6 separate regions of the Mus musculus genome follow, and all the other regions are linked to region 4. Evidence: chromatin loops called from intact Hi-C (ENCODE). Cell type or tissue: left cerebral cortex. All regions are shown on one strand.

Evidence for each region. Peaks named below come from ENCODE experiments on the same cell type or tissue, not always from the same donor. Only the 100,000 strongest peaks of a DNase experiment are listed, where the experiment ranks them.
Region 1: a loop joins it to region 4, with 3 times the contacts of the local background. A loop is called at or near these places in 2 of 42 quality-filtered maps.
Region 2: a loop joins it to region 4, with 4 times the contacts of the local background. A loop is called at or near these places in 4 of 42 quality-filtered maps.
Region 3: a loop joins it to region 4, with 2.5 times the contacts of the local background. A loop is called at or near these places in 5 of 42 quality-filtered maps.
Region 5: a loop joins it to region 4, with 4 times the contacts of the local background. A loop is called at or near these places in 4 of 42 quality-filtered maps.
Region 6: it touches region 4 in a loop (3-fold over the local background); 4 of 42 quality-filtered maps call a loop at or near these places.

What each region holds. Positions count from the first base shown.
Region 1 is chr14:75,282,174-75,287,173 of GRCm38, forward strand. Cpb2 (carboxypeptidase B2 (plasma)) reads left to right here. Exons shown (of 11, transcript NM_019775.3): 11 at 1,058-1,382. The coding sequence ends at 1,242. Zc3h13 (zinc finger CCCH type containing 13) reads left to right here and starts at 2,193. Exons shown (of 19, transcript NM_001359875.1): 1 at 2,193-2,492. It overlaps Gm35679 (a long non-coding RNA gene), which reads right to left and starts at 7. Exons shown (of 3, transcript XR_874823.2): 1 at 1-7. In left cerebral cortex, a CTCF peak has its summit at 2,075; DNase peaks (open chromatin) are centred at 1,215, 2,121 and 2,658; H3K4me3 peaks cover 2,357 bases; H3K27ac peaks cover 1,419 bases.
Region 2 is chr14:75,719,336-75,724,335 of GRCm38, forward strand. It overlaps Cog3 (component of oligomeric golgi complex 3), which reads right to left. Exons shown (of 23, transcript NM_177381.3): 16 at 2,767-2,856; 17 at 357-477. Among named protein-coding and RNA genes, the nearest start is that of Cog3, 33 kb to the right of the region's middle. In left cerebral cortex, a CTCF peak has its summit at 2,859 (motif pointing left); DNase peaks (open chromatin) are centred at 2,855 and 4,271.
Region 3 is chr14:75,638,636-75,643,635 of GRCm38, forward strand. It overlaps Erich6b (glutamate rich 6B), which reads left to right and starts at 3,587. Exons shown (of 13, transcript NM_001369022.1): 1 at 3,587-3,653. Gm36219 (a long non-coding RNA gene) reads right to left here. Exons shown (of 6, transcript XR_383598.2): 2 at 4,709-4,851; 3 at 3,835-3,946; 4 at 3,209-3,699; 5 at 2,755-2,984; 6 at 206-336. In left cerebral cortex, CTCF peaks have their summits at 2,354 (motif pointing left) and 2,946 (motif pointing right); DNase peaks (open chromatin) are centred at 2,430 and 2,897.
Region 4 is chr14:75,454,433-75,459,432 of GRCm38, forward strand. Siah3 (siah E3 ubiquitin protein ligase family member 3) reads left to right here and starts at 1,550. Exons shown (of 2, transcript NM_001128093.1): 1 at 1,550-1,758. The coding sequence starts at 1,624. Gm41212 (a long non-coding RNA gene) reads right to left here and starts at 3,555. Exons shown (of 2, transcript XR_874827.2): 1 at 2,160-3,555. In left cerebral cortex, a CTCF peak has its summit at 2,585; DNase peaks (open chromatin) are centred at 573, 1,488, 2,558, 2,883 and 2 more places; H3K4me3 peaks cover 2,822 bases; H3K27ac peaks cover 2,966 bases.
Region 5 is chr14:75,523,680-75,528,679 of GRCm38, forward strand. Siah3 (siah E3 ubiquitin protein ligase family member 3) reads left to right here. Exons shown (of 2, transcript NM_001128093.1): 2 at 1,767-2,462. The coding sequence ends at 2,438. Gm35966 (a long non-coding RNA gene) reads right to left here and starts at 2,093. Exons shown (of 3, transcript XR_001781402.1): 1 at 2,004-2,093. In left cerebral cortex, no CTCF peak of the experiment used is centred here; DNase peaks (open chromatin) are centred at 3,098, 3,984 and 4,559.
Region 6 is chr14:75,711,111-75,716,110 of GRCm38, forward strand. Cog3 (component of oligomeric golgi complex 3) reads right to left here. Exons shown (of 23, transcript NM_177381.3): 20 at 2,091-2,166. Among named protein-coding and RNA genes, the nearest start is that of Cog3, 41 kb to the right of the region's middle. In left cerebral cortex, a CTCF peak has its summit at 2,761 (motif pointing left); DNase peaks (open chromatin) are centred at 1,669 and 2,732.

The sequences.
Region 1 (5,000 bases), 170 kb before region 4:
GAGGCCAGCCTGGTCTACAAAGTGAGTTCCAGGACAGCCAGGGCTACACAGAGAAACCCTGTCTCGAATGCCCCCCACCCGCAGCAAAAAAAAAGCAATCAAGAAAATTGATAGAAAAAATATAAAAATGAATATAAAAATGTATGCAATCCATTGATAAAGAAATCTAAATCAAAGACAATTGCTTCTTCTTTTCTTTCTTTCTTTCTTCTTCTTCTTCTTCTTCTTCTTCTTCTTCTTCTTCTTCTTCTTCTTCTTCTTCTTCTTCCTCCTCCTCCTCCTCCTCCTCCTCCTCTCCCTCCTCCTCCTCGTCATCGTCGTCGTCTTCTTCTTCTTCTTCTTCTTCTTCTTCTTCTTCTTCTTCTTCTTCTTCCTCCTCCTCCTCCTCCTCCTCCTCCTCCTCCTCCTCCTCCTCCTCCTCCTCCTCCTCCTTCTTCTTCTTCCCAGAAAACTGACAGGATGCAAGATTCTTGCCCATGGTGCAGAAGCTGCCAGTTGGGTATGCTGACACTCTCCTGGGAGGAGAGAGGTTCCATTCTTTTGATTAGTACTTGGTGACAAGTGTGGTAACTGTAAAAGGTACACCACTTTAGTCAAGGAACTTTAACTCTAGAAAAGCTACTGAAGTAGGAAACATTGATTTATGGACAATGGTGCTCATTCTAAAGAAACTAAGTTATTTATCAACAAAATTATTTGAATCAACTATAGTTTACAATGCAATCCCTTAAAATGACTCAAAATAATGTCTATTCAAACACAATAATGATACATTTGGTAATGTTACAATAATTACTTCCAGAAATGTTACAAATTAAGACAGAAAGTACATGCACTGTAAAATGTACTAAAATGTTATTGGCAGTTATCACTCCTTAATCAGATTATTGTTGAGTTCTGGGCAACATGTGTTTTCTTTCTTAACATGGTTTCTTTTAGATGACTACAACTTTCAGATAAGAAATTTAGGTAACATCCAGAAGGAAGCTATTTTCGTTTCTACAATGAAATAAAGTGTTTGTTGCTATGAAATAAATATATTTTGTGTCTCTTTTAGATCTAGCTCCTGGAGGTTCTGACGATTGGATCTATGATTTGGGCATCAAATATTCGTTTACAATTGAGCTCCGAGATACAGGCAGATACGGATTCTTGCTGCCTGAGAGATACATCAAACCCACTTGTGCAGAAGCTTTGGCCGCCATCTCTAAAATAGTTTGGCATGTCATCAGGAACACTTAATGCCCTAACCTCCGCTCTCATTATTTTTATTTTATTGATTTCAGCAACACTTAACTGTTGCATTAGCTTCTAAGTTGAATCAGTTTCCTTGGTTTTGTTGAAGAATAAAAAGCACACTACTTTGAGCTTAAGAGTGAAAATGGCCCCCTGTGTATTTTAACATTTTTATTTTTATTATTTTTATTCTAAGAGGTTAGCTACTGGTCCCACCCCACCGTCCCTTGATTTATGATGAACAGCTATCTTAAGCAGTTTTAAGATGTACTGTGTGTGTGGTGGGGCGTGAGGGTGTGAGTTTAAGCACCAGGTTTATGCTGGACCCCCATCAGAGGCCAGAAGAAAATGGGGAACCGCTGTTACTGAAGGTTACAGAAGGTGGTCAGCAGTCACGTGGGGGATGGGAGTCAAACCTGGTCTCTGAAAGAGCTGCAACCGCTTTTAACGGCTGGAGCCATCTCTCCAGCTCCTCCTAAGCAACTTTTACCCTAAATCTACGGAGATCATTGGATCCAAGCAGGAAAAGCAAAGGCACTCTGTAGCACCTCAAGGGTTTGCACCCTAAAATTTTAATCAGTCTCTGCTCTTGTTCTTGAAAACGCAATCCGTGCATTTCTGCTCCAGCTTCAGGCCCAGGCGGGGGACGGGCGGTTGTCAAAATCTGCAGCTTCGAAACGCACCAGGCTGGTGGTTACTGCCGAAACAAAGTAGCACTTTATGCGATGGAAAACGGTGAAAACCAGAATCTCAGTCAACTGAGAATCTCCGTCCTCCCACGCTGACTCCGTGTCCCCAGACCTTAGTAAACAGGCGTCAGGAACACACTCCGCACTGCCCTCGCGTCGGACGCGAGGGGGCGTGGTCTGAGAGGGGCGGGGCTTACTCGATGACGACTAATCTGGGGGCCGGAAGCTGCCTTGCCTGCGGAGGAGTCGGGCAAACTCGCGACTTCCGTCGGCTTTTAGATGCTGCCAGTGTAGCGGCCAGGCAGAGTTGTGGTCTTAGCGTTGCTCTGCAGTGGCTTCTGTGCGTCTCTCGTCTCGTGTCCGGAGCTCTCCAGAGCTGGGAGAAGATCCGGGCGGCTCCGCTGCTCCCTGTTCCCGGCGTCCGCCCCGCTTGAGGAGGGCCGGCCCCTGGGAGCCGCGCGTGCACGTCCTCTTGGTCGTCCTCCCGGGGCCGGGCGCGGGGACAGCCGGAGCTGAGGCGTCAGGGACGTCCTGAAGACTGCGCTTACAAGGGTGCTTGGAGAGGAGGTAAGCGTTCGGGGAGCGGATGGGAAGAGGCGTTGGACCCGGCTCGTGTGGGCGTCCTGCGCTGTGGCCTCCATCCTCGCTCGCCTTGTTCTGTGCTGCTTGTGTTTCTGAACGCTGTTTGAGCATCCCACCCTTGACTCTGCAGAGGCTCTTGGTGTTAGATCTGGCTGTTGCTCCAGTTGTGATTCTGCAGTCTGTGTCAGGAAGCAGGCGGACTCGGATACCGTGGTGTGGTGGTCGCATTTGTGTGTGGTGAAAGGATGCAGCAGTTGTGTTTCTTGGATTTAGAGTTGCCTTCTTCACGTATTCCAGATCTATTGAAGAAAGGAGAGTCCTTTTGATTGTTCCTGGTCTTGCTTATTTCCCGGCTGCAGTAAATACTATTGGGAGTGTAGGAGTACTGTTTTATCTTTATACTCCCAGGCAACGGGAAGCTGGAACGAAAGGAGAAGATATATCTGGCAGTATCACTTGCTAAGCAGGTTGACATTTATGTGGCTGGAAAAGTATTCAGAGTTGAAGAAAATACTTGGATGATATTGGTAGGATCTTGCTTGTGAGAGGCAGTATCTTAAGTTAATTCGTTTTATTAGGAGTCTTCAGATAATTTGAACTCTTTCAGTTATGGGCGTGCACAGTCTCTCCTGGTTTGTGAATTTCAAAAAAAAATAATTTGAAAAGGTTGGACCTTTAAGTTTGGCATTTAAGGGTTTAAAAGTCTGTGATATGTTTATTTAGTTAGTCCAGATCACTATGCGGCTCTGCCTATATGCTTAGTTTTGCTATGTAGTACTTAACATTACTAGCTTTAGAATCCAAACAACAATATTTCGCAACACAGACGTATAAATTTTTAAATAACCTCCAACTTCTTAGTTAGATTATATCAGATGACAGTTTCATCTGGAGACTTAGCAAGCTGATGTAGGAATGTCACAATTTCTGTGCAAACGGTTGTGCCCTGAAACTTGAGTTTCAGTGTGAGCATCTGGTAGGATGTAGTTGATACCAACACATAGGGGGTGACTCAGATACCTAAATGTGCAGAAACTCAAATCCCTTCTGGAAAACGATGTTTTATATGCCTTCAATCATCTCTATACTTCTAATACATAGTGCAATGTAAATCCTATAAAAGTACTTTATGCTAATTTTAAATAATGTAAATAAGGTTTGTACACAGTGTAGTTTTGGTTTTTGGGTTTTTTGTTGTTGTTTTGTGTTGCTTTGTTTTTGTTTTTGTTTTCCTGGATATGTTCAATCCAGGGATACAGCTTCTTTATTTGCTTTCTGTTTACTGGTGACTTGGAGTGAACACTAACCTTTATTCTGAGTATATTCTCTGTTCTCAGCAGGCCGTATCACCCTGAACACCTGATCTCAGAAGCTTATCTGGATTGGGCCTGATTAATGTCTAGACTGGAGACACTTACCTCAGTTTAATGTCTGTAATATAAATTTAGAATACTAAAGCACAGTATGACTTTTATATCAATACATTATATTAAGTCATTAGTGTTAATTTATATTGTATTAAGCATAAATTTTGAATTTAAATCTTGGTCTTTTTTAAAGATACATATATGTATTATATGTATATATTACTTATACATATACACACACACACACATATATTTAGCTTAACAGGATTTGAATCCAAAATATACCTGGTTTTAAACATTTAGGATAAGGGAATTCACAATTAGCATATTTTTTATTAACAAAATTTAAGAGGCCTTGAAAGTAATTACTTATTCAAGAAGAGCCACCTCTGCCATGCTCCTTTCTCAGCCAGGTTGATGGTATGGAACTCAGAGTATATTGTTCCCTGAAGAAGGGGAGCAGTTCTCATATTTGAGATGTATTTTCTCTTAATAGGCTCAGTATTATTGTCCCTGAATTTGAATTTTCTTCCTTTTTTTTTTTAATTGAAAGGAGATGATGAAAGTTCCAAATATTTATTACACTCCAGAGGAGACTAGATAAAGGAAAACAACTGCATAGTCATTTGGTTTTGATAACTCTTGTATTTGAGAAAGATGGAAGAAATAGGTGGTGATAGCCTTAACCAAAGAATAATTTGAATACCAAATGGAGGAACATCTTCAGGCAAGAGTCAGTTTAATAATAAGTGGTTGGTTTACAGTCTCTGATTGGAAAGACATTGGCATCTACAATTCTGGTTCTTTATGTCTGATAGTTCTCTTCCACTTTGAAATACTCATATCTGTCTCATTAATGGTTTTTGACTTTTAATCAAATTTAAATTCTACTCTTTTGTAGTATTCATCTTTCTTTGTGAACCCAGCATTTAGGATGGGAATTTTTGAGCTTTCAAAACATCAGTGATTACATGGTTTTGAGTTAAATGGCTTAATATATGAAACAGAATTTTTTTGGTGTATTGCAGATTATATATTTATTTTCTGACAAATGAGATTTTAAACTATACTATCTTCTGTGCAAACAGAAAGCATTTATTCGTGCAAAGTTGTAACTGTGTGATTA
Region 2 (5,000 bases), 260 kb after region 4:
CAGGTACCAGATAAACCTCAATTTGATGACACAGATACTGCTATGTGTCTTATAGGTATTTATTTATAGTTATTTTCATCTCATAACTGCTTCTAATGGTAGTATCTGGAAGGGCCCAAGAGAGTTAAACTGTATCACACATGGAAATGTTCAGATATAGCTCCTTTAATAAAGAAAATAAAACAAATTAGAAGTAATTAGGATACTGACAGCTTAGTTTAGTATGAATAAGTAAATTTAGCAAGCAAAGCATGCAAAAGAAATTGCAGATGAACATAAAATAAACCTGTAGCCTGTGCTGACACACCTGGACAGGTCAAATACACCCAACTGTGCCAGCCAGGACAACAAAGTACCTCTAGTTTTCTTGAGGTCCAGGGAAATTTCCTTAATGGTGAATTCAGTGTGAAATGGAGCAATTTGTTCTCGAAGAATCAAAAGGTGTTTAATTAAGAAAAGTTGTCCATCAATCTGAGTCTAAATTATAAGACAAAAAAAAAATGGATATTGTCACAGATTAAATCAAAATAGGAACATATAAAAGACATTATCACTCAACATTAAATCTATGCAAACTTACAGCCTCAAAGTGATAGTTCTCTGCAGTACCATGAGCTCTCTCCAGGTTACCCATGTCAAAGTTCTCTGGAAAATTCTTGGTAGGACTTTGAACATTATGACTTGGTCTACTTAAGGAACCCAAGAGAGCAAACCACACAAGTGCTAGGAAGAGAAGTCGAGACTTTCAACTTGGGACAGAGATTAAAAAACAATGCTGCCACCTAAGAGCCACACTGAGCAGCACAGCAAAGCTCCGAGAACGAGTCTGAATGGGCTTGCTCACAGCCTTCTAGCCTCTCTTAGGAGGACATCCTTCCCTATTTGGCCTACATGGTTTTGATATCCACAACATCAGACACAGTACAAAAGGAGCTTCCAAATATAAACTGGCCTGGCACCCCCGTCCTGGATTACCAGACACCAACAGCGTGCTGGCTGTCCCTGTACAAGCCCTTCTGCTAACTCAGGACTATCTGAAAGAGCCTGAGACTTAAGTGGCGCTCTCAAAGCTCTGACCTGACCAAGTCCCAGCATAATAATTATAGTCCTTGTGGTAAAAGTTTGTGTATTAATAAAGTAAGGCTGTTCCTTGAGGCAGAATTTTATTTTGAAACATTTCTAATGAAGTCTGCATATTAAATTTGGCAAAGATAAAGTTACCCTTCATAAGCAGTAGAAGAGGACTCAGTGACTGCTCTCAGTCCCTCTCCCCACTGACTCCTAAGGAGCACAATCACCATGGCAACAGCACATGTATGGAGGCTCACCTGGCTTGTGAGCACAGCAGCAGACAAATAGGAAATGCTGTGCATTCTAAACACTTTTTCGAGTTGTAACTGAGTCACATAGACTTTGTTTTCTTTATTACAGTTGTTGTAACTTAGGAAAATAGTATTATGTTAATTTACTACACACTAGGTGTTCAATTTATGCAATGATAATGTACCTTAAAAAAAACTTGTAAGTTGGAAGGCAAAAATTACAGATTCTCAGGCACAAAACCAAATGTGCTAGCAACTCTGACCAAGCAAACTGAAGGTTTGCAGACAGACATTAGAACATGTAGGAAACAGTTACATAAAGGGCGGTAGATAGTAAGGACAGAAGGCTTGGGGGCTTAGAGGGATAGAGTACAAAAGGCTATCGAGTATGACCAAATCTTTCTAAAGAGCTGAGAAACATCTCACTGAACAAACCTGTAAATAATAAAGACATGTGTAGGGATGAGGGCAGAGAGCTCGGTGGCATCTCTGCTACATAAGGCCGCAGTCTATATCTTATTTCTGCTACCCTTTATTTGTCATAATACAGGGAAGTGATGTTTATTGTTTTACATCTTTAAATTTAGCAGCTGTGCAATACTCCACCATACAAAACATGTTCCAGTTTAGCTAACCATCTCCAACAGGGACTTTAGGCATGATCAATCATAAAACTGTGAGAGATGAATCTTGCAAACATTATTTAAAACTTAGCTCTGCCTATCTGGAACTTGTTTGTCCCATGCTCCTTTAATCCCTATGTAGAGATTATCTCTCAAAGCCATGCACAAGAGGAGAACCTGACATAAAGGCAGAGCTTCTCTAGGGACAACTTTTATCAGGAGACTCTCCTCAATTATCTAAAGTTTTGAAGATAGAAATGGAATTTGTCAATCTGGAACGCACAGGATTGAAGGTGCACTGTGGCTACCAGTGGCCTCAGAGCTCCATCTCTGTGGCACAGGCATTCTGGGAGAGCAGAGGAGGGCTCCACCTCCTGGCAAGGCCGAGGGAGAAGCACAGACCAGCTTCCAGTCCCAGGTCCTGTGCTGATTCCAAACCATAAGCCATGTGGTCAGGGCAGCTAGCTTAAGTCACACAGCATACGGACTCTAACTGCCTGCCCTGGAAGTCAAGTCTTTAAAATACTGTGGGCATGATGGCCTGCTGTTTCCTTGAACACACTCGCTGGGTACTCTCTTTATCCTACAGCATTAGACCCTCAGCTCCACTCCTGGTACATTAGCAAAGTAGACTTCTTAGAGCAGTCCTCTGTGAGCACTACAATGAAACACCAGTTTCCCTCAAAGGGTCTCGAAATTCTCTCCTACTAATCAAACAAATCTTACTGCTAAGCGGTTTTAAATTTCTGTGACTCTAAATAAATGACATGTTGCACAATACTATTATAGGTAATAAACTTTCACCTAACGCTTCATCAAACCTTGTTTTTGCTGATAGACTCTGATGCTCCTAGCAAGGACTGTATGCAGGCAGACAAGGCTTCCTGTGATAATCCTTGGAACACCGCCCTCTGGTGGAAGAAGAGAGAAACATCAGCCTATAGTTATTGACAGAGCAGAAAAAGGGAACCGCAAAGCCATGAAAGCAGGGAACAATGTTCACTTCCACACTTGAACCATTTGTCAAATATCTCACAATCTTTCAGGACTACCACACGGCTCTGTAACGTGCACTCGTGTCTGGAAATGCTCGGAGGGCCTTTAGCACCTACTCACGGCCAGCACTGTGCGGTCACTGGGAGATACAGGGATCAATTAAGCAGGCAGGGTTAACCTTACAGAATATCCACTCCAGAACAATCTCATTTAGTGTGCTAGAACTTGCTATACAGTGCATGTCGGCCCCAGACTCCAGACCCTCCTTCCTCGGCCTCCCTAGTACTGGACTCACATTTTATTGTGCACTACCACCTCGTAGGCTGCTTCTAAACTCGAAATTAACTATAAAACAAACTCTCAGTTTATCTTCTAAAGATGTATCCCTGGTAATTAGAGAAGACGCTTTAAGATGTAACATGGCTTTTCAGTACAATCTTCTTTTAAACAGAGGAAAATGGAAACAACATAATCAACAGAACAAAGTTGACCAAATAAATAAATAAATATTGTGAAATAAAAAACAGTAAATTATAGAATACTTTAAAAAATAGGAGCTTTCTGAGGCATTTGGTTAAATTCATATAAGGGAGAGCTGGAGCGATGGTTTAAGTGGTTAAGAGCACTGGTTATTCTTCCAAAGGACCCAGGTTTGATTCCCAGCACCCACATCGTGGCTCACAGCCATCTGTGACTCCAGGTTCATCTGTGATGCCTTCCTCTGCCCTCCTCTGGTAGCACACACATGATGCCCAGATATACATGCAGGCAAAACATGTATACACATAAAATCTATTTTTTTAAATTTTAAGTACAGTTCAGAGAAGCCAGGCTTGGAAGCACCTGCCTATAATCAAAATCCAGGACAGTTTCAGTGACAATATCAAGAAAGGGGCCAGCCTGGACTATAAGAGACACTGTCTGGGGAGCAGAGAAGAGACAAACAAACAAACAAAAAAAAAAAAAAAAGATTTTTTTTTTTACCTCAGAGCTAGGCACAGTAGCTTATGTCTATAATCTTAGCACTTCGAAGGCTGGGGTGGGATTGCTGAGAGTTCAAGGCCAACCTGGGCTACATAGTTCTAGGGCAATATTGGCTACAGAGTGAGACTCAGCCTTAACAGCCAATAACAGAAGATCTGGTTATCAGTAGGTGATAAAGGACAGGTAAGCTTAAGGCATAAGGCAAACCAGATGGAGTAACCTAGGACCCACCTTTGACCTTATGCACTGAGGTCTGGGAGGGCTGCGGAGGGAACATAACTCATGCTCATTTCCCTTAGGATCTTAGCCCCACAATAGGAGTTTCTGAGAACCCTGGTCTCGTGCCTTGTTCCCTATTGGGAACCTGAAGAAGCAAAGATGTCAAACGTCCTCCTAGCCCGCACTGGAAGAGATCCACACGCCACAGTGTAAGTCAGAGGAGTCTGGGTGACTGACGCCACGAGACAAGTGCGAGGCCTCATTTGTTCCGCAGAGTCTGCAGCATGGAACTCGCATGTGTGCCTGTGTGTGCGGAGCTCCTGTGTATGCGCCTATTCCTTTGGAGCTATAGTCTTAAAAAGTAGTGGAGTCTGGACAACGTGTTACATGACTTCTCTTCACATACAGTAAGATTATAATCAATTAAAAAATAAAGAGTTGGAACCACCAAATTTATAAAACTATTTTGCTTTAAACATAAGCCAGTGGCAGCAAATATGTAGCCAAATCTGCCATTGAAGGGAATAACAACTGCATCATTAAGTCAGCATGCTTACAATAACCAATGCGTCGTCTAAAAAGGTGCTTTAAAAAATTCTGCTAACTTCAGAAGTAACTAAACTTTGTTCATGGCTAGGAACATGGGCAATCTCACATTATTGTTAAGGATGCTGGATGAAAGTTAAGTGCAAAACCTAATTACAGGGATTAGGCATAGTGGGGCCCACCTGCAACGCCCGCACAGGGAGGCCGAAGCACAGGGATCTGCAGGTTCAAGGTCAACTACAGCCACCTACTTAGCAAGACCCAGCCTCAACAACAAAAAACAGACCACTGTGGCTACATTTAATACTAT
Region 3 (5,000 bases), 180 kb after region 4:
CTTCACATGTTGAGATGTAGTCTGCATGGTGGAAGCAGGAGAGCAACACATTGACTTGATTCTTCATCTGTTCCTCTAGTCCTGGGTCAGGAAAACACCCCTGGCCTCTGCCACCCTACAGGACAATTCCTTATGGCCAGTGGGGGTCTAGAACCCCCAAGATATACAAAGAAGCCTTCCCAGGTCAAAGAGGTTCTTATAATCTTTTGAAGAATCTCCAAGTGTAAGAGAAGCAGACATTCAAAATATATAATGGAAGAGATGGCAGCTCAAGATGTCTCTTCACCCATATCAGCCTTTAGAAGTCCTGAGGTTCTGTCATCAACGCCAACTGTCCTAGGAAGGAGAATGGAGAAATTCAGAGGATGAGAATCAAGAAGTAATGGGGGCTGGAGTGTAGCTAAGGCAATAAGTGCTTGCTTTGCAAGAATGAGGACTAGAGCAAGATCCCCAGAGTCCACATAAAAGGCGCCAGGCAGGGTAGCACATGCTTGGTAATCCTAGTGCTTGGGAGGCAGAGATGGATCCCTGAAGCCTGCTGACCGACCAGTCTTGGCGAGTCTAGGGCCAGTGAGGGTCCTTGTCTCAAAATATGAAAAATACCAAAGGGTGTCCTCTGGACTCCACATGAATATGACACGCTAAATACATACATAGGTAATAAATAAAATAGGCACAGTACAAGACACAAAGGCCGGTGGAAATGAGGATACTACCAACGGCTAAAGCCATGTCCTGTACCCTCTTCCTTAAAGGAAGAAGCTGGGGCCTTCTGAATAAGAAGAAAAATCACACCTAGCATTTGCTAAGTGCTCCTTCAAAACCATTGTCTCTGAAAGATGTTAAAACAGATTCCACTGAGTCCATTTGCAGTCACCTGGAGCAAGAAGTGGTAAAAGGAAGTCACTAGCAAGGCTTTACGAAAAAGTCTTGTCAGTCTAGGCTCATCTGGCTGTGTGTTAAGTGTCAGGCAGGTACAGGAAAGCAATAGATGCTGTCCCTAGACCCTCCATTAGGCTGTAGGTTCTCCTGTTGCCAAAAGCAACCTTCGAATGAGAGACCTGGTAGCTGACGGCTGGAGAAGACAGAAAGTCTGCTTTGGGAATCAAAGAGGCAGACAGGGGACAGACAACAGAAAGAGAAGTGAGGTCAGTTCCCAGGCTGCCCCACTTGGGGGTCAACACAGTGTCCCAGCTTAGATGCCTGGGAAACTGAGGCCAAGCCTTCTGGAAGTCATAGTACACGGGTGGGATTGTAGTGGGAGGACGGGAAGGGAGGCCTTGAGTTTTATCTTTCTAAAAAGAAGGAGGAGGAAAGCCATGACCTGATATATTTTAAGTAATTACTCTCTTTGTGAGCTATGGAGGGAGGGAATTAGAAGACCAACTAAGAGCCTTGTAAAATCTCCCAGAGAAGAGGAAGCAGAAGGAATGATCAGCCTCTGGATATGTGTTTGGGTAGAGGACCTAGGAGTCAGAAGCGCATTCACCTGGGACACAGGAGAGCATCTCTAGGTGCTTGGTCGGAGCAATGGCGCAGCTCTTTATCAAATGACAGAGACTAGAGGAAGGGTAGCTTGGGGGAGGGGCCACCCACAGTCCAGGCTACATGGATGGATGTTTCTTCTGGGCACCCAGGTAGAAAGGCCAAATCAAGCAGACGGCCACAAGAAAGTAAACTATGTCTTTATTGGGTGCTTATGGCAAGATTTATGAAAACATTTGTCTTATCACCATTTTCCTATCAGCCTCTAATAGAGAGCATAGTCTTCCATGATAGCTGAGCAAGGCATCTCTAGAAGCAGCCTTGTGGGGTAGGAAATGTCTGAAAAGATGCTTTGTTCAGGGACCTAATGGCATGTATGCCTTACTGAACCCAGAGAGGCAGGCAGTAATTACTCTCACAAGGACCTCCGCCTGCCTCTCTGCCTCTCTCCATCCACTACGATCCTAGGCTTGCCTTTGCCAAGAGTGAGCATTGTGGTTGCATTTCTTCCCTGGGGCAAGATGGTCCAGAGGTAGGGCTGATAATTACTACCAAAGGAAAGAGACAGATAAATTCCCACCCAGATCCATGACCGATTCAGTGGTATTTGGAGGCTAGTCACTAAATAACTTAAAACCTGTAATGTTTCTGTCTCACTCCATCTATGTTCCCAACACCTCCTAATATGATATAGGCATGTAGTAGGTGTTTAAGAAAATCCCCACAGGGGCTGGAGAGATGATGGCTCAGCAATTAAAGCACTGGATGCTCTCACAGAGGTCCTGAGTTCAGTTCCTAGCAACCGCATGGTGGCTCACAAGCATCTAATCTGGGATCTGATGCCCTCTTCTGGCATGCAGATAGAGCACTCATATACATAAATAAATCTTTTTTTTTTAATCTCCCCAAAGGAATGACCCCATCTACATAAAACCAGTGGGCGCCATCTTGTGGAAGACTGTACAGTAACAATGGCCTAGATTCCAGACACCAGGCTGACAGGAAGGGAACCCTGACATGGACTCTGAAGCTAAGGGCACTGCTTGAAATGACAGACTTGGAAACTTTCCTTGAAGCTGTGTGTACACAATACAGCACACTTTTTTACTTAGATTCATGTAAGGGCATTGGAGATGATGGTGCGGGCAGGGAGGGGCAGCTATACCCATTCTCACAGGCCAGCCCTTGGCACTGCCCTTGAGTCTGCTTGATACCCAAAGCATACCCAAAGCAGCCAGATCAGTTCTCCACTCTCCTGCCCAGCAATACCTTTATGAGCCTCGCCTGGGTCTCCTCATTGCCTCGGAGAGGGGCAGAAACGGCCACCGACTGTTCTCTGTTTACTGGTTTCCCGGTGGGTCTGTGCCCCTTACTTTCCCAGCAGTTTCTTTTGTGTTGTTGTTGTTCTCAGCTCTTCCCAGGAGTCTAGCCCAGGCCACCAGGAGGCACTATTAGCCAGGAACACACAGTCCTAGTGACTGCTTAGGCGTCACAGAAACCTGCAGTTTATACAGCTTGTCAGACTCACTCAGAAAAGAAAGAATTGGAATTACAAACTTAGATGCAAACACAATTGCTTATTAAGAATGGGAAATCACAACAAAGCATCACATTTCAAATGCCCAGCTCTCTTTCTGATGAAACTTCTGTACAAGTACCAGAAATGCCCACCCCTGTATTCAAATCGGCTGGTCTGACCTCCTCTCCGTCCATCCCAACCCACCCTGCAACACCAGCGAGTCCATCTAGAGTCACGATCAGTACATTTCACCGGGGTTCTGTCCCCTGACTCCAGATCAGGCCCATGCATGTTCCCAAAGGCAACTCTCTGTCTCATGGATAGCACTCAACGGAGCCGATGAGCTGATGGTGACACCCAGGGGCTTAGAGATGTTGGTCCTGGGTTCCAGCGCAGGTGAGTCCACACGGGATGCCCTGGGAGGCACTCCTACCATCTTTTCACCTTAGAAGCCAGACTCCCTTCCCTCCCTCTCCCTCTCCCCTCTCCTCCTTTGGCTGGGAACTGGAAGCTAAGGGTCCAAGGTATAGAATGCCCGAAACAACAGAGAAGTGGTAGAGATGCGTGTTCCGTTCCCATGGTAACAGAGAGCGACTTAAACTCGAGATTGGAAGGGTGCAGTTGACTCGCGGCCAGGATCCAAGATTGGGTAAGAGCTCTGAAGGCCAGGCCTGGGCTCCTCCAGCCTTTGGGCCCTGGAAAGGAAGAAGCAATGGAGAGAGAGAGTCCAGGGTGGCAGAGTCCAAGGATAGCAACGGGATATGCCAAGTACCCAGACCCCTTTGTTGCTTGTTATTTTGTCTGTTTTGTTTTTTCTACTCCTGCACTACCTTGATCTTTCTGTTTCCTGCCTTGACACCATCCTCCCCCTGTGAAGAGTGGTGTTCTACTGGTCCAGTACAAATAAAGGGGTGGGTTCGTCTCCTCCAGAGAATCCAGGCACTGAAAAGAATCCTCAAATTAAAACTTGTCTTGCCCAGGCCTACCCCTGGGACTCAAAGCAGGTCACTCAGGTTTTTTCTACCACCACCACCACCACCACCCACCCACCCACTCACCCACCCCTGCCTCTCACTTTTGGGAGGTTTGAGAGAAACAGCACCCCCCTACCTAGCCTGGGGGGGGGGGGTCAAGAGGGAGCAGAGCCAAAGCCAAAGGTTGGCTTTTCACAAGTGTTCTGTACCGATGACTGCAAGCTCAAAGTCACCCCCTTTCAACGGCCAAATTCCAATATATTTGAAATCCTATTTGTTAAAAGAAAGCAAATAAGTAAATAAGCCCTAGACAATATTCTCAGCAGGGCACTGGGTGTCTGTTTGTAAAGGCTACAGCAATTGGTGCATGAGGGTTTAGTGAAGCTTTGGGAATCTAGAGTTTGTCCCTGGCATGTTTGAAGGTGGATTCAGACCAGCAAAACAGAAGCAGCCATCAGTAGTCCCCCTCAAGAGGAAAAGCAGCTGCCTTCCAGCAAGGGCCCTGCCAGAGAGCTAAATAACAGGACTTATAAACAGTTCCAGACAGCAGTGTTCCAGATTCGCAGAACACTGTAGGACTCCCCATGACGGAAGTGAGATCTGCCCCCTTGTTTCCTGCAGGTTTTCTAAACACCTGCTTCCAGAATCCCAGGGAAGCCCAGGGGTCCCAGGGTTCACTCAACGATGTCTTCATCCACTCCTGGCTTCACTGTCTGAGCCCATCACTCACCCCATTGGAAGGTTAGGTGGATGAAACATCCAAACCATTTGCAGTCAGTCTCCTGTATGCCTCTCTTCTGCAGCTCATTAATTCAGTGTACAAACTTCTGTTGAGAGCTCACAGTAAGCCAGGCATTGAGGTGGAATTGCATCCTGTGAGTGAGGCAGATGTGCCGACAGATGTGAGACTTGCAGAGGTACAGTGTGAGAGCTGGGGGGGGGGGGGGGTAAAGACACACTTTCTCTACACAAACCTAGAAACAAGAACAGCCTGGGGGAGCAGGCCCCAGATTCAGGACTGA
Region 4 (5,000 bases):
CTAAGTGCCCAACCGGGTCACAGACTTGGGTGTCTTGTCATCAGAGTTTATATCTCTTGCAGTGTGGGCCCTGTGACACCAACACATGTGACTTTTTGTCATCAAGACAGATGTTGTCATGTACAAAGTTCATACTGTCAACAGTGAGGTAGAGTGTTGTGTGTGTGTGTTTTGTTTTGTTTTGTTTTGTTTTAGTCTCACGATGCTTCAAGCAAGTTTACAATTTTGTGCTGCTTGACTGTGTTTGTAGATATCCTGGAGACGTGTGTGAGGGTCCAGGAAGGAGCCACAGCCTCATACCAATGGCTTCAGCTCAGTCTATCTGACCACTCAGTGTAGAAGCAGCCAAAGAACTAAAACTCACTATTCCCAGTTCTTGGGCTTTCGTGGCAGAGACTAAATAAACCATGGAACTTATTCCCTGCAAGCCCAAAGCCTTTAGGAGCTGTCCTTCAGGACCCTGTGGGTGGCCTCAGAGCCTGCCCCGGCACGGGGTTGGCAGTGCTCTGTGGCAGCTACTGACTAGACTGGTCTCTGCCTATCTGCGCTGCTGCTGTTGCTGCTGCTGCTGCTGCTGGCATTCAGACAAACAAGTGTTGTGCTGTGTGTATTCCTAATCTCTATTTTAATGTCTCCAACAATCTACTGGTTAATTAGCAATTTGCTGCCCACAAATATGCAAATGAGTGACAAGCCTAGGTTCTCTGCATCTGTAATTATTCTGCTGATGTACAATCCACTTTCTTCCCCCTGTAGGTTTTTCTATGTGTGTGTGTTCGTGCATCAGGGATTTCATTATTTTTAGAAGCGTGCTCTGTGCATCTTTATGCTTTAATAAAAGAGAGTTCAGTGATTACTGTATTTTGAAATATATATACTATATGCATGTCCCTCCTCAATTCCAAATTCATCTGTCGGATTCTTTTTTTCTTAAAGAACAGTGAGTTTAGATTTATCAAGAGGCTACAGTCCAAATTGCAGAGAGTCAGAGCATAAGACTGAAAGATACACATTTCTGCGGCTGCCAAATTCTTATCTTGAATCAGTATCTTGTAGTATTTGATTTTCTCCAGGCAGCTCCGTGAGTAGAGCCACAAGCTGACGACCCCATCTGCCTGTTGGAGCACAAAGCTTTCCTGTTTGGAGGTGGAAATGTTTTATATTTTTTTCCTTTTTTGGATGGGGGTTTTGTTCAGGGCACTAAGAAAGGCTCTCATGTTAAATTAAGTCAATTAATAAATGGAGACACATTAAGCAATCAATTTTGTCAGCCTATCTCCCCAGCATTATGTATGGTTGGCTGTAATCACAAGATAAATGCAGTGTGCTGATCTATGGTAATGTTCAATAATACATTCTCCGCCAGGCTCAATTCATCAGGGAGTTTCAGTAGGGGAGGTATTTGTTATTGGCTGTCTCTGAACCTCAAGGATAACATTTCTGTCCTTTTGATTGGCTGCCTCGCTGCTGCAAGATTCTAACCGTCTTATTTTGATGATGAATATGAAGGCGCGCTAAGCCGGGCTGGAACGGAGAGTCTCCGAGGCTGTGCTCCATTCAGAGCCCAAGGACTTACAGCTTCCTCCGCTGCCTTCCTGTGTCAACAACCCCCCAAAAGTTGTGATGCTTTTCTTTACACAGTGCTTTGGGGCTGTGTTGGATCTCATTCACCTCCGGTTTCAGCACTACAAGGCTAAACGGGTTTTCTCTGCTGCTGGGCAACTTGTCTGTGTGGTCAACCCCACGCACAACCTAAAGGTGAGTCGCTTCCTCTCGTGCTTTCTGCCATCTCCGCGGGGGCTCTAGCCTTTTCTCAGGAGACTTCTATCAGGGAGCTCATGCAGGCAGTTTGCTGGTGCTAGGATCCCGGGGTCTCAGGGGATGCTTGCCTCATGCTCGCTCTCTGGATAGCTTGGTGCTGTTACTGTGACTGTGTGGTGTTTTCTGGACTGGCAAGCAACCAGAAGAGCAGGCATATAGTGTCTTCCTCACACGGTCCTCCGAGGGGAGTCAGGGGAGTCGGGGGTGGAGGGGCAGAGGGGGCAGGGGGAGGGGCAAAAGGGAGGGTGAAGGGAAGAGAAGGGTAGAGGTGTCCTTACCTCCCTCCCAAGCATTTGTGGGCCAGTGCCGAGGAGAACAAAAAAAATCTGAAAAGTTACCCAAATTGCTGTCTGTCCCGCCGGTCAGTGCAATGCAAGGATTTGGCTGTGCAGAAGTAGCTTCAGGACTGGGGAGCTCTGATACAGGACCCGGGAGTTGGCAAGGGGCCGTTTCTGCAAGAGTTAGCCCTTGTCCTCAAACTGTGTCAAAGTGTGTGTGTGTGTGTGTGTGTGTGTGTGTGTGTGTGTGTGTGTGTGAGAGAGAGAGAGAGAGAGAGAGAGAGAGAGAGAGAGAGAGAGAGAGACTGTCTGTCTGTGTCTGTCTGTCTGTCTGTCTGAGTTGCTGGGAGGAGTTTAGCTCCTTTCCCTCCTGCCAAGGAGATGTGAGCCTCCTCTGAGAGCAGTCAGAGGAGGGCTTCGCTTCAATTGTGTAATAATGAAACCAGCTAGGAGCTGCAGCGGCTGCCTGGAGCCTGCAGGCGGCTGGCTGCTGAGCTGCCTGCCAGTGGCTGCCTCACCTGCTCGCTCGGTGCTGCTTTCACCGTGTTCATCCCTTCACGTCAATGTTCTAAGCCAAAATGCAGGGCCAGAAGGACCTCTCCATGTCAGGGTGCAGATGAGGAAATTAATGAAGAGACACTGCCTAGGGATGCCGGGGAGGTGGGGAGTGGGGAAAGGGCATGCTGGGACAGCGCAACTGAACTCCCTGGAGGTGGAATGGTCTGAAAATCAACTAAAACGCAGGACTCTAGATTAGATTGCCGCTTGCTTGCCTACCTTCACTGTACTGGGAGACTGAGGGACAGGGGGAGGGGCTGTGTCTGCAACTGAGTGTGGGACTGTCTCCTGGAGACCGAAGCTGTGATTCTGACCACTGTGGTCCAGCAGTGTTGAGCGATGCTTGTGGTGGGTGCGATGTCGATGTTGTACAATAAACTCTCATGATCAGATGCATGGTCCTTAATCCTCTTGCTGCAGACCTGTGTTTATAAGCGTTCCCCACCTCCATTCCTGGAAGTCTTTAAACTGACAGCTGTCTGGAGCCTCTGAGGTCATATTCCAGGGGCAACGTGATGGAGGGGGTGTGGACTCCACTGAGACCCCAACTGGCTTTCTGTGACAAATCTCGCCAAAGCATTCATGTGTGCTCTCACTGCCTTACGCTCGTTCATCTCTTTCCTCTTCTGGTTTTATTTTTTTAATGGCTTGATTTTATAAATGAGAATTCTCTTCCAGTCATCCTTGGCAGAGCAAGTACATCGTAACCATATTAAAAATACTCTTGAATTCCATTCCACGGCCACTTTGGAGACCTTACTCCAATCCCATTATTTTGTCAACTCGTATTAGTTACTTCCCTGCGGCAAGAAATATTGTTTACTCCTGTTTTACATTTTAATACCTTTTAAAATTATGCAATATAAGCAGCTCTAAAGTTTGAATTTACGTGATGCTCTGACTGTGCCCAAGGACGGAGAAGGGAGGGTGCTCAGGTCTTGCCGAGCAGCAAGGGGAAAGTATCTGTGTACGTTCTGTAGTGATGACTGCTTAATGCCCACAACAACCTTGGCTTAGGGTCGGGGTAAAAGGCTTTGAGATACCTTGGACAACTGTGTGAATGAATGCCGCAACCTTTCTAAGCCTTCCCTTCCTCATCTTGAAGACAAACCTAGAAATATCTATCCTGCCTTCTCCGCAGCTTTCTGAAGCTGCCAGGAGATACTACAGGGAGGGGGAAATGAATAAATGTGTTTGTAATAATCTCTCCTCTAAACACACATATACATACACACATACATACACATACACACACCATACACACACACACACACACACACACACACCTTGCATGTAATTTATGGCTTTTCAAAGAGTGTCACTTAAAGCTTTAAGACAACTTATGCTCCTGTAATCAGGAACAGAAATACATGTCATGCTTTTAAGGAGTGATTTTTTTTTCATGGCTTTGTGTGTGTGTGTGTGTGTGTGTGTGTGTGTGTGTGTGTGTGTGTGTACACATGCTCATTTGGCTTTTCATTTCCCATTAAACCCCCCTTAGGAACTTAGCTCATCAGAGCCTCACTGTGAGTAAACATGTTGTGCTGTGTGCCACAGTGTTTGGGTCCCTTACACAGGACTCGGAGGGCCCCTGCCTGCAGAGGGATGCACCCAGCAGCCAAACTGCTCTATGGGGTCTCCATCAGCTCTTGGCTTATCCAGCACCCAGGTAACAGTAGGTCAGCAGAGTCACTTTCAACCTGAAGCTAGCAGACAGCGTCAGGTTTTCAAAATAAAAGCGCCATTGGCCTGCTTGATTAAACTAAACAGTGCATACAGATTCAGAAGAGTTCTCTCCCTAAATGTTCACAACCATAAATAGACCACACCAAAAAAAAAAAAAAAAAAGTCTTTGCTATAATAAGCTGTGGTCTGTTGGGGGAGGGGATTCCTTTTTTGGAGAGAGAGAGAGAGAGAGAGAGAGAGAGAGAAGGTATGGCAATGTTAACCCAGAATAGCTATTGATCTGTGGTGCTTCCCCTCACTTTAGGACGGGTTGGGACATGAAGTAGTGACTGAGGCTATGGAGCACACAGCCTTGCTTTCTTGGGCTGCCTGGAGCTCCAGAGGCAGCTGTGAAGACTGTGTGGAGACAGTTCTGGTCTTTCCTGAGAATGCTAACAGCATCTAAGGACTGTGAGCAAATGCTGAGATATAATTCACCAGCTGATCAGGACACACCATGTGGCTTCCACAGGTCACCTTCATTAGCAGTCTCACTAACCCAGGAGTCCTTCGAGCTGATGCCTTCCCTTGTAAATGGAAAGCAGAGCCTTCCAAGGACTGCAGATACTGTGGTTTAGCCATCCTGCCCATAAATCCATTCTGAAAGGTCCTATAGAA
Region 5 (5,000 bases), 69 kb after region 4:
TGTGTGTGTGTGTGTGTGTGTGTGTGTGTGTGTGTGTATGTGTATGTGTGTGTGTTTGTATGTTTGTGTATGCGTGTGTGTTTGTATGTGTGTGTGCATGTGTGTGTGTTTGTATGTTTGTGTATGTGTGTGTGTTTGTATATGTGTGTATTGTGGGCATGCGTGTATGTTTGTATGCTTGTGTATGTGTGTGCGTGTGTGTGTACTGCATCACAGTACAAGTGGGAAGGTCAGAGGACAACTTCAGAAAATTTGCTCCCTCCTTCTACCATGTGGGTCCTATGGCTGGAACTCAGGTTATCAGGCTTGACAGCGAGTGCTTTTCCCACTGAGTCGTCTCCCCTCACTCCTCTCATTTATATTACTATCCTAACATATTTAATTAAAACATAATTACAAGAGACAGGCGGATTTCTGAGTTCGAGGCCAGCCTGGTCTACAAAGTGAGTTCCAGGACAGCCAGGGCTACACAGAGAAACCCTGTCTCGAAAAAAACCAAACAAACCAAAACCAAAACCATAACTACATCATTCCCCCTTCCCCTTCCTCCTTCCAAAGGCTTCCTACTTCTCCTCTCTCTCTCTCTCTCTCTCTCTCTCTCTCTCTCTCTCTCTCTCTCTCATTCATGGCTTCTTTTCCTATGTTAGTGTTACATCTATCCATCTATCTCTCTCTATCATCTATCTATCTATCTATCTATCTATCTATCTATCTATCTATTATATATGTATACATATATAACTACCTGCTGAATCTGTTTGGTGTTGTGTTACATACACAATTTCAGAACTGATCACTTGTTATTATATCACTAATCAGTGGGTTCATCCCTGGGGAAGACCATTTCTCCCCTACTCCAGCATTCCTTACTTGCCTGTATTTCTTTGTCTAGGGGTAGGACCCTGTGAAATTTCCCATTCCATATTAGCATGCTTATTGGGGTTGTTCTTCGGGTCTTGTTTAAGCAGCCACATTTTTGCAATATCATGTCATTTCTAGGAGACACAATTTCCCAGCAGATGTCCTGATCCTCTGGCTCTTACAATCTTTCACCTCTCTTCCACAAAGTGCAAGAGTTGTGTTGTAGATGTTTCCGGTTGTGGCTGGGCACCTCATGATCAGTTGTTGCTCTTTGTATTTTGACCAGTTGTGGTTTTGTGTATTGGTCTTTATCTGTTGCAGACAAGCTTCTCTGATGAAAAGTGAGAGTTGCATTTATCAGGCAAAACCTGTTTGAGCGCTGACCTGGGGGTGTGGAGATAGCAGTGGGGGTTAAACCCAAGATAGAAAGACAGGGAGAAAGAAAGAAAGAAAGAAAGAAGGAAAGAAAGAAAGAAAGAAAGAAAGAAAGAAAGAAAGAAAGAAAAGGAAAAGAAAGGAAAGGAAAGAAAAGAAAAGAAAAGAAAAGAAGGAGGGGGAGGGGAGAAAAAAGAAAGAGAGAAAGAAAGAAAGAAAGAAAGGAAGGAAGGAAGGAAGAAACAAAGAAAGAAAGAGAAAAGAAAAGGAGGGGGAGAGGAGAAAAAAGAAAGAGAGAAAGAAAGAAAGAAAGAAAAAGAAAGAAGAGAGGGAGGGAAGGAGGGAGGAAAGAAGGAAGGAAGGAATAAGAGAGAGAGAGAGAGAAAGAGAGAAAGAGAAAAAGAAGAAAACAAACAAGCAATCCATGCCTGCACTGTACAATCTGCCTTTAATAATTCTAATATCAGGAGTCACACTCCGTTCCAGACACAAGCCTCGCGCCCCACTAACACTTTTCTCTTTCCTTCCAGTATGTGTCTAGTAGACGGGGGATCACTCAGAACTCCGCAGAGCAAGGTAGCTTCCACCCACATCATCTTCCCCACCACCATCGCCACCACTGTCACCACAACCACCTGTATCAGCATGCCCGTCCTCACCACCTCCACCACCAGGAGCCGGGGCTGCACAACTCTCAGGTGACACCCTGTATATGCCCGCTCTTCTCCTGCCAGTGGGAAGGCCACCTGGAGGTGGTGGTTCCTCACCTGCGGCAAATCCACAGGATTGACATCCTGCAAGGGGCGGAGATAGTCTTCCTGGCCACGGACATGCACCTCCCCGCGCCAGCCGACTGGATCATCATGCACTCCTGCCTGGGCCATCACTTCCTGCTGGTGCTCAGGAAACAGGAACGACATGAAGGGCACCCTCAGTTCTTTGCTACCATGATGCTGATTGGGACTCCCACTCAGGCCGACTGCTTCACTTATCGCCTGGAGCTCAACAGAAACCACAGGCGTCTCAAATGGGAGGCCACCCCGAGATCTGTCCTGGAGTGTGTGGACTCAGTCATCACCGATGGGGACTGCCTGGTTCTCAACACTTCACTGGCTCAGCTCTTCTCTGACAACGGCAGCCTCGCCATTGGAATCGCCATCACGGAGACGGACGTCGGAGCCAGGGATGCTGCAGAGATGTGAGACCAGGAGCCGCTGGATATCCTGTGCACCTTGGACCTCTAAACAGCAGGACCTTTTTATTACCCGTCTTCTTTCTTTTCTTTTTTTGTCTCAGGTAATTTGAGGTATTAGTATTCATCTGCCATGGGCATTATATTATGTAAACAACTGTGATTCAAGATCTTGGTGTGAAATCTGTCCTGTGTTGTTGGTAACGTTTTGTAGAGCATTCAGAAGAGTCTGCCAGAGTAGTTATTTTCCACCACTGTTAGTCCCTTTCTTCACTGCCGCCAAAGGGCAAGCACCACTGTTACCAAGAAGCCGAGCACTGGAGTTAAAGGAGGCTAGACTACCAAAAACATCTTCCATCTTCGGTCTGTTTCGAATAGAGCCTAACTTGTCATGGGTGAGGCAGCAAGTCTGGAGAGAAAAACCCAGACAGCTGCCATGAGTCCCTTTCCAGGAGCCTTGGGCTCAAGGATAAGCTGCAGGAGCATGAGACATTGCCTCCTCCACAGAGCGTGGAGTCACCTGGAGGCACCCTTTGTGTCAGAAGCACTCACTTGATTCTGGACAGGAGATGGTGGTCAGGTTAAAAAGCCTCTCGCTTCTTATTTCCAGGTTCTCCGGGCCTCCTCACTGAGCTATGCCTTTCCCTTTAGCTTTGCAATTAAAGCTGGGATGTTCTCAGCGCTTTTTCTGAAAAGAGCTTTGCCTCTGCTGAGGCAGGATAAGTAAGATGCACCAGAGATGCAGCCAGAAAGAAGGCATCAAACTAACTTCTAGCCTCTGGGAGGGTGCTCCTGCCTCAGTGAGACCTTTTAGATGTATCAATTATAAATCTAGCAGCCACTCCCCCCACCACCACCACCACCACACACACCCACACACACACTTCACTAGAGTAACACTTTTTTGTAGCAGACAGAGAGCCAGCTACTCTGTTTGTTGATAGTTTATAAATAAGATCCATCATCAAACATAAGCACCGCAGGGAAAAGCAAGCCGGACCTCCCCGCTGGAGAGCTAGCCCTGATGCTTAGACTCTGGGCCTCCCAACTCCTTTCTTTACTCTCTAACACACGCTGTATCCCTGCTCAGTACATAAACATGGTTGCTTTGGAATAGGTCAGCATTTGCAGAAGGAAGCACCGGAAACGCACCTTGCCCTCCACTCCCCATCACCCACGAACCCCCAACCTCACCCACTACCCCACCTCCACCCTCATCCCCAACCCCTCCCACACCACCCCTCCAGAGGCTGCTTTCTCTTGGTTTGTTGTTAGAACCACGAATCAGCTTCAGGTGGAGGTGGGGGAGGGCTTCCTGCAGTGGAAGAAAGTGGGGATCTCCACGCTGCCTTCTTTCTGTTCTGACTTGGACACCTTAAAGCCTTCCCAGTGGGGCCACATGTCTGCAACTTCCTTTCTGTCACTGGCCAGGTGCTAGGGGAAAACATGGCAAGCAAATCCAGCTTGTCTCTTCCTGGGACTGTGTGGGCCTTTCTCCAGCTCATTCCCTTACCTCGGGCACACCAGCTGGGCCGGCCTGGCCAGCCTCCAAGTGAACGCTTAGTTTCAGGCAGATTGTCCTGGCTGGCCGTCAGCAATCTTTTCTCTACCAGAATTAATTCATCTAAAAACACACTACCCTTCCCCCACACTGGGTGATCTTCCAGCCACTTTTGCTGTGCACCCATACCCGAAGCATCAATTTACAGAAAGATGAAAACACAGTCCTTTCCAGTCACCCGGTCTTTGCTGGGATTCTGAGCCCAGGCTTCCTCTATCAAGGGCTGGTGAAGCACAACTAACTTTGCCCACAGAGGAGCACAAAGATGACGCTGTGAGTTGCCAAGGAAAGGTTTGTGTGCCATGGGAGCTATTACATATGCAGCTCCAGGCCATTAGCAACCAACCGTGGATGGCCCAGACCCAAGGCTGGTGGGTCAGCCCTGGGAGAGACCAGTTCGTGTGGCTCCTTGCCTGCAGCCCAGGGCCTCCATAGCTGTCTAAAGGCGTCAGAAGCCACAGGTCTTCTCCTGGCTTCTGATGGTCATGTGGAGTATCCCAGGTACCCCATCTAAACAAACACACAACACCTCAAGAAGACACTCAGTGCTTATAGATCTCAGAATTCCTGCAGTGTTGCCTTCGCCTTCCTACTGAGCCAAACTAGGAACAACGGCAGGCTGTTGCTAGTGTACACTATACTATGGGTAAGCCATCCCAGGCACAGATTTGAAAGGTGGTTCCTAGAAATCTCCAAAATAAAGGCTAGGGAATGTGTCCTTCTCCTCCAACTACGGTGCTCCCAAGATGACTTTTCTCTCCAAACTAATAAGTGAAGAACAGAAGACAAAGGAGCAAGCTAAGACCAAACAAAAGAGTGTGCGTTTGAGTGCTATTGCTCTCTTCTTTAGTCTTGAGTGAATCCTATATTGCTCTCTTCTTTAGTCTTGAGTGAATCCTCGTCAGTTTCCTCAACACACAGGTTCAGAGACGCATCATGACCTTCTCAAGGTCAAGCATCAGACCACGACTAAAACTCAGCTCCACCAACTTAGACTTAGTGTTCTTAATA
Region 6 (5,000 bases), 260 kb after region 4:
CACAATGTATACTGTACACAATGTATACTGTACACAATGTATACTCAAGGGGCCTTTGAATAAACCATCTCCTTCCAAAAAGAACTGATGTGGATTTGTACATCTCCCCAGGAGATAGCACCAGCTACTTCTTAGTTCAACTTTAATAAATTAAGGAACTTATGGCTGAAAATTTTGGAGACAGAATAGCTTCAATCAAAAATTTTATATGGTATTAAAATCTGACTTATAGAAAATTGTAAAATAAAACATACTTCTTACTTTCCTACCCACAAACTAGTCCATCTCTCAAAGATGGTTAACCACCTTATGACTTCTTCACCAAACCGTAGATAAACGTGCTGAATGGACTCTACACGTTACCTGAGAAAGAGGGTTTTATCCCTTTATTCAAAGAAAATATGGACCTAACAGAAAATGGCTTTCTTTCATCATAGAAAGGCTGATTCCAGGTTAGGTGCCTGTAGCTGACAAACTGCATGGGCAAGAGGCAGAGGCCCTCTTTGGGTCTCCCACTTTGAAGCAGCTTCTCCACAGCTAAGACCCTGCTCCTTCCCACTGTCTCAGTGTGCAAATGTGGGTCACAGAATAGCAATGTAACAAATGTTATCATGGTTAATGGTAACTGAAAATGCCAGGACCCAACAGGGATGACATTAGCTGAAATACCCAACAAAGGGGAGAGAGAACCTGTAGACACCATATCCAGAGGTTAGGCACGGCCCCTGGTGGAAAGATGAGGCCACCTACCCATCTCAAAAAATTTAACCCAGAATTGCTCCTGACTAAAGGAAATAAAGGGACAAAGAGTGAAGCAAAGACTAAAGTAAAGGCCATCCAGAGGCTGCCCCAGCTAGGGAATCCACCTCATCCATAGACAACAAACCCAAACACTACTGCTGATGTCAAGAAATGCTTGCTGACAGGAGCCTGGTATAGTTGTCTCCTGAGAGGCTCTGTCAGTGCCTGACAAATACTGATACTGATATTCGCAGCCAACCATCAGACCGAGCACAGGGACTCCGATGGAGGAATTAGAGAAAGGACTGAAGGAGCTAAAGAGGTTTGCAACCCTATAGGAAGAACAACAATATTAACCAAACAGACCCCCCCCCTCCAAGAACTCCTAGGGACTAAGCCATCAACAAAGGAGTACACATGGCTCCAGCTGCATATGTAGCAGAGGATGGCCTTGTCATGCATCAGTGGAAGGAGAGGCCCTTGGTCCTGTGTAGGCTCGATGTCCCAGAGTAGGGGAATGCTATGGCACTGAGTGGGTGGGGGAGCACACTCATAGAAGCAGGGGGTAGGGGCCTGGGACAGGGGTTTGCAGAGAGGAAACTGGGAAGGGGGATAACATTTGAAATGTAAATAAATAAAATAACCAATAAAAAAGTAAAATAAAATATTCCCTTAAAAAAAAAAAGATGCAATTAAAAAACTGTGCCAAAAACAGCCCAAAGGGGTTCTAAATGTCTAAAGCCTAACACTGAAGAAATCCCACGGGCCAAAAGAAACAAAAAGCCTTTAGCATAGAAAATGTGAATGTATGGAGGAGTGACTGGAACATCTCAAGTAGATGTGCAAGTTGAGTCGGGCAGTGGTGCTGCCTGCCAAACCCAACCGACTCCTTCATTCTGACAGTTTTTTTCAAACATGCTAAATTGTCAACAGAGGATGTAACTTGGCAAAAAAAAAAAAAAAAAAAAAAGGAAGAAAGGAGTGGGCCAACATTTCTTCGTGTGCTGGAAATAAGTGCACTCCTTCCGTCACTCTGTGCCTTGGAGCCATGTTCCCATGAAAGCCTGAAGCCAAGGAAAAGCAGGCACACAGAAGTCTGCAGGCGCAAAGCACTGACATGTAAGTCAGGCTTGATTTTTAACTGAGTAAGCTTCCAAAGATCCCCCTCTTCAGAATGCTTGTCTGAGGGAAGCAATGCTGGCTAAGAAAGACCTATCAGCCCCAAGCTGAATCCTGCTTTGACCCACATCTGTTAACCCAAAACAAGCAAGGAACCAAGTCCCAGATGTCACAGGAAGGGGTTCACAGACATAGCCTAATAGCATCCTTGAAGAATAAAACCCCAATACCTGGCTGTGCCCACGGCTGCTGTGAGAGGGTGTACTTGGGGCCTCCCTGGCTGGCCATGGTTTTCAATGCTGATACCTAGTAGAGGAGACAAAAGCAGAGGTTTCACGTCACCAACAGCAAATAAACACGGACTGCTCACAGACACACAACTGTATAAGCCTGTCACTAGGCACACTGGGAACCAGGCACAGTTCTAGCAAGGCTGCATCTACTCTGACAAGCTTTCACCACTAGACATTCTTTTTGACAAAACTTTTTTTTTTTTTTTGAGTTCAAGATATGTGTTATTCTGGGGAGAAAAACAAGTAAAAACAAAACAGTCACAACCACATTGGGCATTCTTCCTGAGACTTTTCAGGACAGGAATCTGAAGAAATTTCACCAAAAATATAAAAATTTTAAAAAAGGTTACTCCTCAAAAGACTGAGTTACTACTGAGTTCATGTCATTAGAAAAGTGTCCATCACAAACGCACAGAGGCTCCTATACACTCTAAAGACTTCCCTTCTTTATAACCACATCACAGGCATAGAAAACACCAAAAACACCACCAAGACAAACAGCGGCCAGGCTAGAGAGGACAGCACGAGACTCAAGTTTTTAATCTAAACAGCTAGGCTGACATATTAAGTCCAGCTTCTGGAGACAGGATGCCCTCTTCTGGACTCCACAGGAATGCACACAATAGGCATATGTTCACACAGACATGCAAACACAAGAGAGACAGACAGACAGACAGACAGACAGACAGACAGACATCCAGTTGGGTATGGTAGACTGCTGCAGAGTCAGCATCCGGGAAGCTAAGGAATAGGGCACAAGAGTTTAAGGCAAGCCTGGGCTACATGGTCAGACCCTATCTCAACAAACAAACAGGGTTTTCAAGTCCCATTACAAGGCAGGCTTGGCTGAACTGTGCTATGGACAGAGACTTGGAAGTCACTTTGTATGCTTCCTCCTTGCACAGCACAGGAAAGAAATACAAATATGTCAGCCTGGCTTTCAGGTAAAACCTTGATGGGCGTAAGCATGAACTACTTCTTAATGGACAGACATGGGGCAGACGTCCAAGCTGTTACAAAAACTGGAGCATCAACTCCAGCTTTCCCACTGGGGAATATTTCAGACAAGAGCCAGGTGACGCCTCATGAGGACGGTCACTGAGGCCTCTCACTCCTCTCTAGCTCCATCTGCTCTGCCTGTACTCCAGAGCCAGTCTAGACCTCTGCTCACGCTGACCACTGCACACCTCATCTCTCCCTCCTCACACTCAACTTCTTCCATGTCTTCATCTGCAGAAGCAACTTTTAAAATCAATTATATATGGCTGAATGTGGGGCACATGCTTTTAATCCTAGCACCCGGGGCAGAAGCAGGTAGATTTCTGTGAGTTCAAGGTCAGCCTGATCTATAGAGCAAGTTCCAGAACCACTGGGCTACACAAAGAAACTCTGTCTAAGAAATAAAATAAAATAAAATAAAATAAAATAAAATAAAATAAAATAAAATAAATAAGGAAGGGGGAGATACAAGCTAGGCAATGGAGGTGAAAGCTTTTAATCCCAGCAATTAGAAGGCAAAGGCAGGCAGATCTCTATGAGTTCAAGGCTAGCCCAGTCTACAGAGAAAAGTTCTAGGATACCCAAAGCTACACAAAGAGACCCTGTCTCAGAAAAAAAAGGGGGGTGCAATGTTTATTAATTTTTTTCTAGTAGCTATATTTATAGCCTTTTTGTAGCCCTAAGAATTTTATTTTAATAATAACCACTGCCTGCTGCTCCATGGATTGTTCTAGGATCTCACTAATTCCATTGTAACATAATGTGTGCTTTTTTAAAAAAAAGAAAGAAAAGAAAAACAGCAGCATCATGCTACGTAGCCAGGCTGACCTGGAACTAACTCTGTAGCCCAGGGTGGCGGCACTGATTTCAGTCTTCCTCAGTATTAGTCACTGTTCTAGTGCTGTGAAGAGACACCATGACCAAAGCAACTCTTATAAAAGAAAGCATTTAATCAGGGGCTGGCTTACAATTTCCTAGGGCTCGTCCATTATCATCATGGTAGGGAGCAGAGTAGCAGGCAAACATGATGCTAAGAGCTACATCCTGATCCACAGGCAACAGGCAAACAATCAGACACTGGCCCTGGTGTGGGCTTTTAAAACTTCAAAGTCCACCCCCAGTGAGACACTTTCTTCAACAAGGCCACACTACCCAACAAAAACACAATTCCTAACCCTTCTAATCTTTCACATATCATCACTACTGGTAACTAAACATTCAACTAGATGAGCTTCCAGGGCCATTCTCATTTAAGCCACAGTATTCCCCGAAAGGTGTGCCATCATGCTGTTTGTTAAAAAACACAATGACTTCTACATTCACCCTGTCTACTCTCTGCACAATTTACTTCTCTTTAAGTCACATCAAGGATCATTTCTTCAAAGTTCTCCTAGATCTGCAGAGGCAGGGTCTCCTAACAAAGAAGGCAGAGGCAGGAAGGAATGAGCTCTCCTCAGCTAGGCCTCTCTTTCAGAGCCTGGAGACCAGCGCAGACCCATGCCCTCCCTGCCTCCCTACTCGACGCACTCAAACTTAGACTCCCTCCTTGGTTACAATTCCTTGAATGTAAGAATTAAATTTACAAGGTCAAATTCTACTACATGTGCTACATCAAAAAAATTTAATTTATAGCTACTAAGAAAACTAACAATACTTCAGAGGGAATGATAAACAGAAACTTGCAAAATTTTATCCACCTAAGTTTTTAGCACAGGCAGGCTCCACTCAGCCATAATGTAAATATGCCTCCTTCAAAATGCCCTGATTTACACTTGGCTAAAGCAAAAGCTTTAGTTCAGTTCTGTCTTCTTTTACTACAGCTATCCTGAGGAGCTGTGTAATCACAAA